Linked DNA regions of Homo sapiens: region 1 is linked to region 2. Evidence: chromatin contacts called from ENCODE Hi-C data. All regions are on one chromosome and are shown on one strand. The core of a region is the stretch at or near the end of the contact, and the rest is flanking DNA. Distances in the headings are between cores, read along the strand shown.

The links. Hi-C counts contacts between places; a loop is a spot of excess contacts on that map. Pooled maps may share reads with other maps.
Region 1: a loop to region 2 is called in a pooled map, with 2.4 times the contacts of the local background. The contact joins two enhancer-like sites. A Hi-C loop is called at or near these places in 2 of 37 single-sample maps with no recorded cell type and 3 of 50 pooled maps.

Annotation. Positions count from the first base shown.
Region 1 is chr13:94,639,028-94,642,920 of GRCh38, forward strand. No RefSeq gene overlaps it. Among named protein-coding and RNA genes, the nearest start is that of GPR180, 39 kb to the left of the region's middle. Within about 2 kb of position 2,569, at least 4 of the 41 ENCODE cell types and tissues checked have a DNase peak (open chromatin) inside an H3K27ac peak, as active enhancers do.
Region 2 is chr13:94,327,290-94,331,423 of GRCh38, forward strand. All of the region lies in intron 6 of GPC6 (glypican 6), which reads left to right. Among named protein-coding and RNA genes, the nearest start is that of GPC6-AS1, 140 kb to the left of the region's middle. RefSeq lists an enhancer at 65-174. Within about 2 kb of position 2,147, at least 9 of the 41 ENCODE cell types and tissues checked have a DNase peak (open chromatin) inside an H3K27ac peak, as active enhancers do.

The DNA.
Region 1 (3,893 bases), core at 1,319-3,818, 310 kb after region 2:
GTCTTGGCATTGTGGGCTCTTTTTTGGTTCCATATGAACTTTAAAGTAGTTTTTTCCAATTCTGTGAAGAAAGTCATTGGTAGCTTGATGGGGATGGCATTGAATCTATAAATTACCTTGGGCAGTATGGCCATTTTCCCAATATTGATTCTTCCTATCCATGAACATGGAATATTCTTCCATTTGTTTGTGTCCTCTTTTATTTTGTTCAGCAGTGGTTTGTAGTTCTCCTTGAAGAGGTCCTTCACATCCCTTGTAAGTTGGATTCCTAGGTATTTTATTCTCTTTGAAGCAATTGTGAATGGGAGTTCACTCATGATTTTTTTAAATAAAATAAAAAATGAATGTTGTTTAATGCCTTTTCATCATCCAAGAATATGATGATATAATTATTCTCTTTTGTTCTATCAACATGGTGAGCAGCAGTAATAGATTTCCTGATGTAGAACCATCATTCAATACATTTTGGAAAGTTTTATCATCCCAAACTGATGAGATTTTTTTAAAAAAACGGCCAGACACGCTGGCTCTCACCTGTAATCCCAGCACTTTGGGAGGCCGAGGCGGGTGGATCACTTGATGTCAGGGGTTCAAAACCAGCCTGGCCAACATGGTGAAACCCCGTCTCTACTAAAAATACAAAAATTAGCTGGGCATGGTGGCATGTGGCTGTAATTCCAGTTACTGGGGAGGCTGAGGCAGGAAAATCACTCGAACCCAGGAGGCAGAGGTTGCAGTGAGCCGTGATCATGCCACTGCACTCCTGCCTGGGCGGCAGAGCAAGACTCCGTTTCAAAAAAAAAAAAAAAATCCGGATACTTAATATGGTATAATCTCTAGCAGTATGAAGAATGAGAACATTCAGATTCACTCTCGAGTCATATCTGTTTGCTTTGAAAAGTCTATTTAAAATCAGCTCTTTTTTTTTTGTTTTTTTTTTTTTTTTTGAGACAGTCTTGCTCCGTTGCCCAGGCTGGAGTGCAGCGGCACAATCTCAGCTCACTGCAACTTCTGCCTCCCGGTTTCAAGCAATTCTCCTGCTTCAGCCTCCCGAGTAGCTGGGATTATAGGCTCCCGCCACCACGCCCTGCTAATTTTTGTAGTTTTAGTAGAGACGGGGTTTCACCATGTTGGCCAGGCTGGTCTCAAATTCTCGACCTCAAGTGATCCACCCACCTCAGCCTCCCGAAGTGCTGGGATTACAGGCGTGAGCCACCACACCTGGCAAGTTGTACTGTTTGAATTTTTGCTTTATACATCACTTATATTTCAGATTTATTGCCACTAGGTGCTGTAAAATATGGCTGGTTAGGTATAAAAGATGTTGAAACCTTTCACAATTAGAAGGTATTATGATATACTGGAAAAGAGCATGGCCTTTGTGGCAAGACAGACCTGAATTCAAATCTTGGCTGTGCCATTTTTCAACAATTTTCTTATTTGTAATCTGTTTCAGAGCAAACAGTCATTCTTTTAGTACAGGAAAAGGTCCTACAAGATAGAGTGAGAAGTGGCCAGATCTGAGAGATGAGTTCTGATATTAGGAGCTCATGGAATTGTTGTAAAGATTATGTATGGTGCTTGTTCCCACTCAGTGCAATGCTCATTGTTTATAGACCTGAAGGTTTTGTGTAAAATTTTCAGCGAGCCTGATGTTCTTCCTAATCTGTCTGTTCGTGGAGATAATATTTAAATGTGCATGAGATGAAATGTTTGTTTTAAATAATCATACATATGTGGTTAGAACAGAAAGTTAGGTGTGTTTGGGATATGTTCAAGATTCTAATTCACACATGACTGCATTCCAACTTACTCCCACACAAAATAAACTTTTAAATCTCTTGCCTAGCCTGTGAGCCTTATAGATCTTTCAGAAGATTAGTTTTTAAGACTTACTCAGAAGTCAATGTTTGTAAAAGGCTTTTTTTTTTTTTTTTTTTTTTTTTGGCGAGGGGGCCAGGGTAAGTAAGAGACAGATTGTTTCAGTGCAAAGTGGTTTCTTTCTGGGTACACCACAGATTGATCTAACTTATGTTCCTCGTCAAATTAGTAGACTATGTTTTATTTCATTTTGTAAAGACAGCAGCTTTTGTGGAAATAAATGATACCTGGTAGTTGTTAAATTTTAATATTTCCAAACTAACAAGGCTTTTAAATCCCTGTGAATTCTATCTTTGATTGTTCTTCAAAGAATGTAGAGTGGTTCATAGAGTTAACCTGAGAATTCAAGATGGAAAACATTCCTGGCAGAGGAAGGTTGGGTTTTAAACACATAGCAAAAATTACAGATTATGGCTTCTATCTAGATTTTAAGGTCATAGGTCTTTCACCTTTTAAAATATGAATTCCCTTCTAGAGAGCAACATTTCCTGCCAGCTCTTCAGCTTCCAGGAACCCCTCTCTCAGATCCAGCCACTCCTCACTCTATCCAGTGAGAACTCTTCAGTGTGCTAAAAGAATCACTGTTTGCTCCAAACCAGATGTTTCCCTCCAGGGCTCTGCTTTAAGTCGGTAAGGCAATATTTCCTGCCCTTTGTCTTCTCCGTATTTTTCATACTTCTCCTCTTTATCATAATGTTGTTTTAGTTTTTCTGATTCTTGATGATACACCACTGTCAGCTCAAGCTTATGCTGAATTTCAACAGCTGTGACATGTCTAAACTGCATTATCTCGAAAACATTGGCTCTAGTGAAAACTAGAAAGGAGCCAAATTAATAAAACAAAACATTTCAAAGGGTTCCTATGGATACATCCTGAAACTAGGAAGTACATACTGAGTTGAGTTGACTCACTCAGCCTGTAATAGCCTCTTCTACACTGCTGCAGCATTTGTGTACACACTGTATAATACATGCTTCAGGAGAATTGGAGCATCTGATGATTGCAATCACATCACTAAAGGTGCACCTTGTTGCCTATGAAATCCATTCTTAAATGGGTTATTGTGTTTGAAGTGATTTATTACAATCTTTAGAGATAAAATATAAATACCATACTAGGGGTGTGGAAACCAAGGTACAAAATGATATGTTTTATGTAGAGGAGTAATCAGAAAATAATGAGTATGCATTCTAATAAGGGTAAAGTCACTAGAGCAGATTGAAAAGACTTCCTTTTATTGCAAGTTGAACCTGTGCAAAGCTGGACTCAGGCAGTAATAACATGATGCTACGTTCCTTTGCCTCTGGTTTTATGAGATCTTTATGCGTCCAGTGTGACTTTCTTCTTTATATATTCATGTTTTAGTTTTAATATATCTGCCTTGAGTTTGATTTTTTTTTTTTAGGGAGCTTCTGGGCAGGAATGTAAACACTACTGTACAGCCTCTGGGTTATAAGTGGTGGGGGCGGAGGTGGTGGCGGAGGAGGAGTCAGAAAAGGAGGAATAGATTCTGAAGTGAAGATCAGCTTATTTTTTATTTGAAAAGGAAATGCTTTTTATCTCCTTATATATAATGACTTTTTTCTGGGTTATTTGCGTATGCTTGGCCTTTTCTGTTAGTTCTTCATCTTTTTCTTTACACTTGCTAAGAACTGTGCCTACAATGCATATTGAAAATATTTTTCCTGCTTTGTGATTTGCTTTTCAGTTTTTTATATGATTGTTTTGGCATACAGAAATTTAAAGCTTTCATATAATCAAGTATGTGAATATTTTCCTCTGGGGTTCCTGCGTTTGGTTTTCTTCAGTACCCAAGATTCCATCTTCACTGGCATCTGTATACACTAATGCCATGGCTTCAATTGTTACAATCAATCTTTAATCTACTTGGAATTTATTTTTATATAAAACAATAGTTCTTATCCAGGCTATGCATTAGAATCACATGAGAAAAAAAATATTCATGCCTAGATTCCATCCCAGACTAATTTGTCGAGAATCTCTGAGGGTG
Region 2 (4,134 bases), core at 897-3,396:
GAGACTTGGAATTTCGTGGAGATGATTAATTACAGAGCATCTCATTGCAGATGTTTTTCTCTTCTCCCTTTTGTGGGCCTTTTGCGTCTCTTTCCCAGCTCTTCTCTTCTTCTCTATCCTCTGCACCCACCATGTCCCCCATCTCTACCTCACAGCTGTGGCTTCTCTCAGGAAATGCTAGGCCACAACACAGGAAAAATGGTGTTTTCATATCACGGTTCGTTTACTGCAGTCAGAGCAAAAAACGACAGCAAAACATTCTAAAAATGCCAAGCACTTGGAGGAATGTCTGCTCACGAAACTGACACTTTACTCTGACCCAGGTCCCCTTTTCAAGAGTTTCACTTTTACAGTAACACTGAGGTGGTCACATTGACTAAAAATATAGATTCAAAAGTGAGTGGGTCGGAGTATTTTTGTGAGAGGTTTTTCGTCTTTGTTTTTTCACTTTATTAACAGGAAGTGTGATACCCAGTAAAAAAAATCACTGCCCCTTATAAAATGGAATCTAAGTGCAAAGAGTTTCACCTAGTTTTCTCTTTCCTTAAACAGCTTCAGTGCCTCCTTTTCTTAGGGCAGGAGTTTAGCTGAGAGATTTTCTAGGAGAGGAAACAGGGCCACATTGCACACCTGGAGATGGTAAACCTGCCTTCTTCATCCAAGCATGCTTCCTCCCCCTTCCCCTCCGATTTTGTTGGGAGAAAAAATAGGAAAGGGTGATCTTTCCTGCTTCCTGGAGATCGCCTACAAAGCCAACAGTAGAGAAGGATCTGTGGCTGTTGTCTCAAAGGATTCCTCTGCACATTAGACCAGCATTCGGAATATGTGGGACTCGGATCATTTACATGAGAAACTTATTAAAATACTGATTCCCAAGGGCCAACCCAGGGCCACACTAAGTCAGCCAGTGGGGTACAGGGGACAGCAAATCTGTATTTTTAACAAGTTCGCCTGTGATCCTGATAGATACCACCTCACATGCTAAGTGGACTGCTACTGCTTTGAGAACCTACCTTTTCCATCTTTCCATGCCCGATGCCAATGTGTTCAATGCATGTTTCTTGGAAGAATGACTACTCTTAATTAGACATGTAAAATGACTTCGTGGCTCCTACATGGAAGGATTCACCCTAAAGTGAGGTTTCCAGTGGAGAGAGGGAAAAGCCACACGAAGACTTCCTGGGGATGCTGGAACAAAGCTTTGCTTTCTGGCTGTTCTGTCGCTGTCCTGTCGTTGGTCTCACTCATGGCAGCTGCCGTCTGACATCACTGCTCTGTGTTTGTCAGGAGCAGACGTGAAGAGAGACCCCATCCACAGCCAGCAGCATGGCCCTGCCTCCTGCAAGTCTTTCTAGGAAGCAATTGTATATAAATTATAAACAAACAAATAATATTTCTGAACCTTATGTTAGTCACTGCACTGAGTATTTCAGGGAAAGGAAAGGGGGCTCATTCCAGTCTGTTGCTCCACGTCCGCTGGGGAAGTGGGCAGCCTGCTGTGGGAGGAGATGCTGGCTGGGGAGCCCCTGCATCACTATGTGACCTTCGACAGGTCACTGCCCATCACCAAGCCTTCGTTTGCTCATCGTTAAAACCAGGGGTGAACTGCAGAGGCCCTGCAGTCCCTTTGAGCGACAGGACTGTAAGCTTCTGTGTGAGTGTGAAATGTGTTTGCTGTGACCCCTCTGAACATTGACCAATGGGTCCCCATCAACTCTGGAGCTCCTGAGGAAGAACCCCGGGGGGGGCTGAAATGGAGTTGGTGAGATACTTCCCACTGACACTGGAGTTCTCAGCTTTATTTCCCTTTTGAAAGAGCTGGTTAGTATCTTTTAGAGTAAGATTTGTATTTCTTTCTTGCCCAAAATGGAGCCAGAGAGGGACAAAATAAAGAAACTAAAATGTCCTCAAGAATATCCAAAAAGAACAGAAGTGCAGGAAAATGATGCTTAAAATTTAAGCTCCTGAAAACATTTGGCAAAACGCTGGGTTCTCCCTGCATGTTCAACGTTAGGAATTTTCACATGAGTTCACAGTGTTCCCAGGGCCCACCGCACCCTGGGCCCCTCACATCTTCCACCTCGAAGGATGTCGTTCCCAGCAGCAGATCTGTGCCTCGCAGTACCGTCTGCAGCTGCCATTTGCTTAGTCTGGGAGATGTCCAATTCCTCCCTCAGAAGAGAATCACGCTTTCATTTTCCCTTTGAGGTAGCATGTCCCAAATTACACAGCCAAGGTCTTCATCCCAGGGGGGAGGTTTATTCTCCACAGGATCTGCAGACAGTGAGAAAATGCATCTGATCTTGAAAACTGTGGTTGAACAATTGTGTAAATGTAATTGAAATTCATGTTTTTCCAGATGAAAATGGACCTCCATTCACAACATGGGATTGAATGGGTTTAGGAGATTCAGAAAATCTTGGGTTGTCTGATAATTTCCCAATATTGCTTTACTTCTCCTCCTCCTCTTCCTCCTCCTCCTTCCTCCTACTCCTCCTCCTCCTCTTCTCTTACCTTGGTCCTATTTGGGACAAAAAAAAAATCCCTGGGTCAGAAATTTTACCCTTTCCCATAAACATGACTTTTTGAACCTCCCAAGAGGCAGAAACGAAGCCAAATGTGATTACTCAGCCTCTAAAGTTTCATCATGTAGTGATTCATCAAAGGAGCTGAAGGTACTGCGCATTGCTGAACTTGAATATGCCTTCTGAGAGGCTCCTACCATGTTGCTTTCATGAAGAAATAGTGATCCTTGAAAGGGAATTTCACACTGGAACAGAGCAACTGTGCTGCCTGCTTTCTCTGTGTTCCCTCGATCAGGACTGATAACTCCCTGCATAAGTTTAATCCCACCTTTCCTCTTCTTCTCTCTCTCACATTAGCAATTCTTATGGAAACGATGCAACCCTTGCCTATGTTATGCCTGCCTAGTAATAATTTTTAGGATCATTTTCAAAGATCCTGGGGCCAGCAAAATTTTTACCGTTTAAAGTCTGTTTGGCCACTGGCCAAGTGACCTTGGGCGAGTCAGTTAATTTCTCTGAGCCTCTAACTCAGGAACTCTCAGTCTTGACTGTACATGAAAATTACCTGGGAAACATTAAATACTGATGCCTGGGCCTCGTATTTAGAGATGTTGATCTGTTTGGCTTGGGACTGACCCAGCATCTGTATTTGGAAAGCTTCCTAAAGCATGTCCTTGGGGTGCAGCCAAGGTTGCTAGCCACTTCCCCAAGTCCTTGTTTATCAAAATGTGATTCCTAAACTGGCAGCATCAGTATCACCTGTTAAAAAAATGAAGAATCACAGGTCCTACCCCAGGCCTGCAGCATCAGAACCTGCATTTCAACAAGATCCCAGGTGATTCGTAGGTACATCATGCTAAGAGAAGCACAGCTCAAATCCTTGTCTGTTAAAGGTGGATGATAATAGTCAATATGCAATGAGCTCTGTGCTCCATGTTTTTCCCTGTGTAATCTCAAAAAGGTACAGAGGAGAAACTGCATATTCACCTATATATCTCTTGAGACCTTAGCCTATTTCAAAAAGCTCTGGATACGAGATCTAGTGGGTTTGTTGGGTTGATTGCTGTCCTTTTATGTGGTTTTCTTAAGAGGCTGATTGTTACATTGATATAACCATATAAGACTGTTCTACGAGTTTAGTATCTTCCTCTGATCTCAGAAATTGGGCCTCCCTCCAAATATTTAATAAAAAAATTTGCCTCCTTTTTCTATCACATTTTAGATTGATTTGGAGGGTGCTACATCAACTCTAACTGGCAGATTTAAGAAACTGTATGCAGTGATTTTTAGGATGGGGACTAGTACAATAGGTAAACCAGAGTTGGGGTCAGCTAGTCAGACAAGTTTCTTTGCAGCAATCAGCAAACTATGACCTACGGGCCGAGCCACCTATTTTAATAAATAAAGCTTTATTGGAACACAGCCCTGCTCATTCATTTAGATATTGTCTAATGCTGTACTGACAGTACAATAGCAGCACTTAGTCATCTCGATAGAGACCCTATGGTCTGCAAAGCCTAAAATAATACTACCTATCCTTTCAGAGAGGAAGTTTGCCCGTCCCTGATTTACAGCAACCCCTAAATGAGGCCAGGGTTGAGTGATTGCT